Linked DNA regions of Homo sapiens: region 2 is linked to region 1. The links are chromatin contacts, found by Hi-C or POLR2A ChIA-PET in ENCODE. All regions are on one chromosome and are shown on one strand. Each heading gives the region's core, a stretch centred on a gene start or an enhancer-like site at or near the end of the contact. The rest is flanking DNA. Distances are from core to core; before and after follow the strand shown. Region 1 has its middle 130 kb from the start of TLE1. Region 2 has its middle 96 kb from the start of SPATA31D4.

Region 1 (4,245 bases), core at 1,073-3,572:
TAAAACCAAAAACCAAAACCTAAAACCCAAAGCCCCAAACAAAAACCAAATCAAAACTAAGTTTTCTTAACTCCACGTTCCCCTCCCCTCCCCCCTCCCCCCTCCCCAGGTACTGCCCCATTTGTTTTCTCACAACATCAGTTCTTTTCAGAATTATTCCACACTGCTTGTCTCCACGTCTTCGTTTCCCGGCTTCAATTCAACACACTCATCAGGCTTTTAATCCCAAGCACGCCATGGAAACTGCTCTTGACAAGGTCTGCAAAGCACTCCTTGCCAAATCCGTTGGCCAATTCTTTATGTTCTTCTTGTTCAACCTCTCAGCAGCATTTAGAACAGTGGATGACTCTGTCCTTCTAAAAACGCTCTCTTTTCTTGGCTTTGGAGACACCAAACCCTTCCAGCTCCCTTCCCGCCTCCCTGGATTCTGGCTTCTCCTCACTGGCATTCTCCTGTTTCTTTACTACTCTCCAGCTGCACTTGCCTGCTTTCTGTTTCTGAAGCATGCCAAGCTTGTGCCTCCTGCCCAGTGCCTTTGCACAAGCTGTTCCCTCTGTCTGGTTGCCACATGGAGGTTCTTTTGCATCGTTCAGCTCAAATATCATGACCACATAGAGTCCCTGGCCTCATTATCTGAAATCACAGCCCCATCCCACCCCGTTGCCTGCTTGTTTTATTTTTTTTTATACATGTATTTCTGTCTTAAATCCCTATTTGTGGACTTGCTTACTGTTTGTTGTCTTCCTCAGGAATGCAAACTCCTTGAGAGCAAAAGCAATGTCTGTGGCTACCTGAAGATACCCACTACGACAGCCAGCCTCCAAACTGACCTCCAGTTATCCTTGCCTCCTGCTATTCACGCTCTCGTGCAGTCCTTTCCTACCTCGCACTGGGGCTAACCTATGTGAGCAATAGAATACTAAACAAAGTGACAGCCTCAGACTTTCTGCCTTGGCCTCTTGGATTGCTTCCTTTTGGGGAAGCCAGTTGCCATTTTGTGAGGTCACTCAAGCAGCCATCAGTGGAGAGGAACTCAAGCCTTTGCTTGACTTTAGCCTGCCAATATCTGGCTGCAACCTCATCAGAGACCCCAAGCCAAGCCAGAACTGCCAGCCACATGTGTCCTGAATTCCTGATCCACAGAAACCATGAGAAATAATAAATGAGTATTGTCACTTTAAGCCATTAAGTTTTTTGGTGGTTTGTTATGCAGCATTAGGTATTCACAGAAATGCCTATATTCAGTTGAAAAGGATGCTCGAACTAGAAAATGAATTCCTGCATGTCACTTCATATTTGACTTCAACATGAATCCACATAATACCCATCAGCCTATCGAGAAGTATTTGTTGAGCAAATGCCATGTGGCAAACACTGTGCTAAGCTGGAAATACAGAGCTACACAAGGTATGGCCCCTGCTCTCAAGCAGCTCTTGATGTCATTTCTAAGACAAGACAATAGCTATTTGGGAGATAAATATGACTGTTGAAAAGTTAACAACATAAAATAGAAATTTAAGGGATGGTGATTTCAGAGGAAGGTAAGAGACCTTAGGGTTCGGTTAGCATAAAACATTTTTATTGTAGAGATGGGCATGGACCTACACGAAAACACAGATCTAGAATATTTGCAGTTCTCAAACTTTAGAATGCATCAGAACACCTGGAGAGCTTAAAAGTCAGATTTCTGGACCCTATTCCCAGAGTTTCTGATTCAGTTGGACTGGAGTGGAGGTCTAAGAATTTGCATTTGTAACAAGCTCCCAGATGTACTGATGATGCTGGTGTAAGGGCTACCCTTTGAGAAACCACATACCTCTAGATGCCTGCCACTCAGCGTGGTTCACACACCAGCAGCAGAAATGTCTCCTGGAACCTTGTTAGAAATGTAGACTCTCAGACCCCCACCTTATGCCTACTAAATCAGATTCTGCAAGTTAACAAGGTCCCCAGGTGTCTCACATACACAGGGAAGCTTGAGAAATCCTGCTGCAGAGGGTAGATGGGTTATGCTCCCTTTAGCAAGCTGGGCAAGAGCTGGATTTGCTGGGCACATCTGAGGTCAGGTATGACTTGTGTGTATGTGAGAATTTTTCTCGATGGTCACCCCGTTTGGGTTTCATTGATTTTCTCAGGCAGACCTTTTTTTGTTTTGTTTTGTAACTCATTGATTTTTGCGGCAGACTGAGTCCTCCTCATCAGTTCTCTGCAGGTAATTTCAATTCATTTTGATTCACTTCCTCACCGCCTTGGCATTTCTCCACCCGCACTTGGCAGTACCACTAATTGTGCTTGCCCGTGAGTGACTGGATATGACACAACTGTGGAAAACTGCAAAAGGTCAAGGGGTTACTGCCTTGTGCAAAAGCAGAGAGGCCTGCATGCCTTTTGGAAAGCCAGGAAATTTGAACCAGGGCCAGGCACAGGAGCCCCGTGATGTTCATGCTTTTCACCAAGTAAGAAGCAGGTGACAAAATGAACATGGCTGTGGCAATGCTTTGAACACAGCTGAAAAATTCTATGCTTGCTCAAGGCGAATGGGCTGTTTTCCACTGGTGATTATGAGATAGATATGGTGACATCAACTGCTCTAATGTTCAGCCCAAGGAATTTTATCTTATGTCTTTTGTGCTCACATGAAGGCCAAGCCACTCCCAGGGACAGAGGAGGCCATTGTGTCTGCTCTGTCATGTCAGGACACAGGGAAAGCCCCATTCCTCACATCTCCCTGTCTAAAAATTTCCTTGCTTTCTTCTCTGTTTTGTGGGTTTTCAAATTTTATCCCGTCAATTGAAATCACACGTTAGCCACGCTCTTCTGGGAGTAACAAGCTGCTAATGTTCCCCCTTTCATTCAACTGCCATTCAGCAAACATTCTCTGTCTTTGGACAGACAAAGACGATTAAGACAATGCCTTTTTTCAAGGGGGAGGAAACACGCTTACTTTCAAAAACTGCAAATCAGTGTGCTATGTATTGTATAAATACTGCTAAATTTATACAATCATTCAGTTCTCTTAGGCAGAGGTTCCCAAACTTTCTCTGTTCACGGTACCCAGTGATGTTTTCATGGCACTCCAAACCTAAAGAAAATATCTACAGTTCTGCTTTTTTTTTTTTTTTTTTTTTTTTTTTGAGACAGAGAGACAGAGTCTTGCTCTGTCTCCCAGGCTGGAGTGCAGTGGTATGATCTCAGCTCACTGCAACCTCTGCCTCTTGGGTTCAAGCAATTCTCCTCCTTCAGCCTCCTGAGTAACTGGGACTACAGGTGCACACCACCACGCCCAGCTAATTTTTGTATTTTTAGTAGAGACAGGGTTTCACCATGTTGGCCAGGCTGGTATTGAACTCCTGGCCTCAAGTGATCCTCCCCTCTCGACCTCCCAAAGTGCTGGGATTATAGGCGTGAGCCACCATGCCTGGCCCAGTTCTGCTTATTAAGTAATTAGGGTAAAACAACTTAATAGTACCTGCGCCCTATATATTACTTAGTAAACATTTAAATAAATACACATAAATCGGAAGAAAAAAAATTTTTTAGATGACCACACTTACTAATGAGATTGTGTACGCTAGTTGAGAACACTACGGCTTCTCAAATTATGGAAGCACCACCAACCCTCACTTTCTGTTTCATATTGAATTTTGTGACCTCATGTTAAAACTGAACTAGTTGAGGCTAGCAGTTTGTACAGTGTCTGGCAGTTGTTAAGTACCTCTGTGTTTCTCTTGAGAATTTAAAATATCTCATGGTATCTCTATGAGTTTGCTGGGGAACCACAGGGAACCATGAGGTCTTATGTAAATACTGAAAAAATAGGCAACTCGAAAAATCCTGGAGCCGTGTATTAGTCCATTTTCATGCTGCTGATAAAGACATACCTGAGACTGGGCAATTTACAAAAGAAAGAGGTTTAGTGGGACTCACAGTTCCACGTGGCTGGGGAAGCCTTACAGTCACGGCGGAATACAAGGAGGGGCAAGTCCTCTCTTACATGGATGGCAGCAGGCAAAGAGAGAATGAGGAAGACGCAAAAGTGGAAACCCCTGATAAAACCATCAGATCTCGTGAGACCTACTCACTACCATGAGAACAGTAAGGGAGAAACTGCCCCCATGATTCAATTACCTCCCACCGGGTCCCTCCCACAACACGTGGGAATTATGGGAGTATAATTCAAGATGAGATGTGGGTGGGGACACGGAGCCAAACCACATCAAGTGCATATTGCTCAGTCTCCTCAAG
Region 2 (4,061 bases), core at 1,077-3,576, 270 kb before region 1:
ATCTTACGTCTCTCTGCTTGGTGAGCAACAAGCGTTGCCTCTATGATCTCCATTTGCTATGCTGGCCACCTATGCTTTAATGAGATACTGCTTCTCTTCTTCCAAATGTATTCTCTTTATTTTCTAAATAATTTAGCTATAAATGTAAATGATAAAATGCAGGTGACTTTGGCAAAGAAACAAACAAGCAAAAAAAAAAACAAAAAAACATCCTGCCCTTCTCATTTTAGCATTTGAGTATTTCTCTCTCTCTTTTTTTTTTTTTTTTTTTTTTTTGAGACGGAGTTTTGCTCTTGTTGCCCAGGCTGGAGTGCAATGGCGCAATCTTGGCTCGCCGCAACCTCCGCCTCCCGGGTTCAAGCAATTCCCAGCCTCAGCCTCCTGAGTAGCTGGGATTACAGGCATGGGCCACCACGCCCGGCTAATTTTGTATTTTTAGTAGAGACAGTTCTCCACTTTGGTCAGACTGGTCTCGAACTCCTGACCTCAAGTGATCCACCTGCCTCAGCCTCCCAAAGTGCTGGAATTATAGGCATGAGCCACCACGCCTGGCCCAAATATTTCTGTTTTAAGGGGTGTGTGCTTGGTGCTCTGATGGCAAGAGCTTCCCAGGGCTGCATGCCCATTATACCCCAGTTACACGTTTCCTTTACCTCATTTAGTCCTCTAGAAGAGCCTTTTTTCCTTGCTTTGGAGACAGGATCTCACTGTGTCATGCAGGCTGGAGTGCAGTGGATCATGGTTCACTATTGCCCCAAACTACTGGGCATAAGAGATCCTCCCACTTCAGCCTCCCGAGTAGCTGGGACTACAGGCACATGCCACCACACTCAGCTAATTTTTAATTTCTTTGTAGAAATGGGGTCTTGCTATGTTTGCCAGGCTGAATTCAAACTCCTGGCCTCAAGCGATCCTCCCACCTCGGTCCCCTAAAGTGCTGGGATTATAGGCGTGAGTGACCACGCCTGGCCTTCAACAGCCTTATGAAGGGAAGGTTTCAGTCTTATTCACTTTGTATAGATGCAGAAACAGAAAGTTTAGCAAATAGCTTGCCCAAGGCCACACAGCCACCCAGTGGCAAGGCACAGGCTTGACCCCAGGTCATCTGACTTCAAAGCCGAAGCACTAACACCAGGACTTGAACTGGGGCCAGGCAGTAAGGACACGCTCACTGATCTGCTGTGAAATGAACACAACAAAAACCAAAAGACCAAGGACCTTTCATTCGGGGATAGGTTTATTAAATATATCTTCCTCCTTGTGAGTCACATGTTTATCTTCTGCTGTCCACATGGTAACCATTGTGATCTTGAACTTTCCATTTTTTTTCTTTTCTTTTTCTTTTCTTTTTTTTTTTTTTTGAGACTGGGTTTCACTCTTGTTGCCCAGGCTGGAGTACAATGGCGCTATCTTGGCTCACCGCAACCTCCACCTCCTGGGTTCAAGTGGTTCTTCCGCCTCAGTCTCCCGAGTAGCTGGAATTACAGGCATGTGCCACTACACCCAGCTAATTTTGTATTTTTAGTAGAGACGGGGTTTCTCCATGTTTGTCAGGCTAGTCTCAAACTCCTGACCTCAGGTGATCCACCCGCCTCGACCACCCAAAGTGCTGAGATTACAGGCGTGAGCCACCGCGCCGGGGCAAACTTTCCATTTTTCATTGCCTGACTTTTAAGTGCTGCCACCTCACCTCCCCTAACGAGGACCCATTTCTTAAATGCATTTATATTTACAGGAGAGCAAGTGAATAGATAATATAATGGCTTTCTTCTGCCGTGGTTTCCACAAGAGTAAAAAGTCCAGCCCTTTCCTATCATAACTGGCTGGAAACATTCCACATCGGAGATGTCAAGTCATAACAATGTGGGGGAAAAAAACCCACTTTGCTCTCAGAACTACACAGTGCTATAGAAAAGACATTCTTAAAAGCTGTCTGCAATATCCTTCATTAATTTCCTCTGGTAAGGCATCTCAGACAAAGGGGTCTTATAAATGGATTAAATGTGGCTGGGTGCAAAAGTACAGTAAGCCCTCTGTGAGATGCTTTTGAGGGTGGACACCAAAACAGGGGCTTCCTTCATGAGGGTTCCCAGCAAACAGCTGACTTGAAGTTTTGTGGCCAGTAATAACCTCCTTCAAAATAAACCACTTATACCATTGCTTGACAGTGCCCCATCAATTATACCAAGAATGTGTGGCTTTTCTACCCTGGCAAACATCATCCACGTTGACAAAAGGATAAACAGAGGGAGGAGGCCGGAATGCTCCTTCAATGCTGTCACTGAACTCCACCATTTTTTGGCCTGTGCCTGGGCTCAGCATCTTCCTCAGCTGGAAGAAGTCTGGGATGGGGCCAGGCATGGTGGCTCATGCCTGTAATCCCAGCACTTTGGGAGGCCGAGGCCGGTGGATCACGTGAGGTCAGGAGTTCGAGACCAGCCTGACCAATATGGTGAAACACCATCTCTAGTAAAAATACAAAAAATTAGCCGGGCGTGGTAGCACATGCCTGTAATCTCAGCTATTTGGGAGGCTGAGGCATGAGAATTGCTTGAACCCAGGAGGTGGAGGTTGCAGTGAGCCGAGATTGCACCACTGCACTCCAGCCTGGGTGACAAGAGCGAAACTCCATCTCAAAAAAAAAAAAAAAAAGAAAGAAAAGAAAAGAAATTACAGAATTACAGAATGTGGAACCTGGAGGATCTCTCCAGAAACATCATAATTTCCATAAAGCAACAACTTCAAAATTCCTCCAAACTCAAAACAGCTTTCATAGGCCACTCCCCAGATCATAACAAGAAACAATTTTGTCTGACACTTATTCTGAAGTGCTATGCCTTGAAATCATAGCTATATAGTTTTATTTGGCTTTTCTTTAGTTAAGTAACGCAAGTAATCGCCAAATTAATATCCCTAGAAAACTTAATTAAGCCTTTCTCCTAAATAATTTTTTTTGCTCTTAAAAATGAAACCAAATATGTCAACAACAGTGGAAAGAAAAAAAAATCTCAAAAAAAGGCCCTATGTTCAGGAAATGAGAAAATTAAAGAGAAAAATTCTTGCACTTACACCAAATAAATCATATTATACTGGGTGTCATCCAAACCAAGATTTTTTTCTCAAGGAAACTGCAAACAAGATGGCTTGAAATTAAAGTCTTCATTCTCCACCCAGCCAAGCAATCTCCCAGAAAGTCAGTCTCCATTATGTCCTGAGGTATCTAGAGAAGGATGTTCCACTGCTGGTTTCAGCTGGCTGCATTCTGTCTGAGATTAGAGTTTTTCAGAGGAGTGCGTTACAGGTGTGCGTGTGTGTGTGTGTGGTTGCAGGAGCCAGCAGCAGCATTCAGAAGTACCAAGAAAGCATTGTCCTGAAGGGTAGAATAAGTACCACACCAAACACTGTGTGGACAAGCTTGCTGGCTGTACCAGGAGAAGGGCTGCTCACCTGTTTTCAACACCCCTCTTTCCTTCCAGGCACGCTCAGCCCTCCTTTAGACAAGAAAGGGAAAGAAACTGGAGGTGAGGCTGCGCACGGTGGCTCACACCTGTAATCCCTGCACTTTGGGAGGCCGAGGTGAGTGGATCACCTGAGGTCAGAAGTTCAAGACCAGCCTGGCCAACATGGTGAAACGCTACTTCTACAAAAATACAAAAAAGTAGCCAAGCATGATGGCAGGTGCCTGTAATCCCAGCTACTCTGGAGGCTGAGGCAGGAGAATCACTTGAACCTGGGAGACAGAGGTTGCAGTGAGCCGAGATCACCTGTTGCAGTGAGCCGAGATCACGTCACTGCACTCCAGCCTGGGCGACAGAGCGAGACTCCGTCTCAAAATTAAAAAGAAAAAAAAAAAAGAAAGAAACTTGAGGTGACACTGAGCTAGCTAGGCAAGAGAGGCATAGGCATAAAATAAGGAAGGCCAACTTCCAGCTACTCACAAATCCAGAGGATGTGTTGTTTTACCTTCCACATTATTCACGTTAATGTCTGGAGCTGACGAGCAGAAAATATGACTGTTAGGATGTTGAGAGAAAGAGAAACATGACTCCACAGTGCATACA

Evidence for each region. Hi-C counts contacts between places; a loop is a spot of excess contacts on that map. ChIA-PET counts read pairs that join two places held with the same protein, here RNA polymerase II (POLR2A). Pooled maps may share reads with other maps.
Region 2: a pooled map shows a loop between it and region 1 (2.6-fold over the local background). The contact joins two enhancer-like sites. A Hi-C loop is called at or near these places in 2 of 168 maps with a recorded cell type or tissue (Calu3 and PC-9) and 2 of 50 pooled maps. POLR2A ChIA-PET finds 5 or more read pairs at or near these places in 1 of 52 experiments (B cell).

What each region holds. Positions count from the first base shown.
Region 1 is chr9:81,560,993-81,565,237 of GRCh38, reverse strand. No RefSeq gene overlaps it. Among named protein-coding and RNA genes, the nearest start is that of TLE1, 130 kb to the left of the region's middle. Within about 2 kb of position 2,322, at least 10 of the 41 ENCODE cell types and tissues checked have a DNase peak (open chromatin) inside an H3K27ac peak, as active enhancers do.
Region 2 is chr9:81,830,861-81,834,921 of GRCh38, reverse strand. No RefSeq gene overlaps it. Among named protein-coding and RNA genes, the nearest start is that of SPATA31D4, 96 kb to the left of the region's middle. Within about 2 kb of position 2,326, at least 3 of the 41 ENCODE cell types and tissues checked have a DNase peak (open chromatin) inside an H3K27ac peak, as active enhancers do.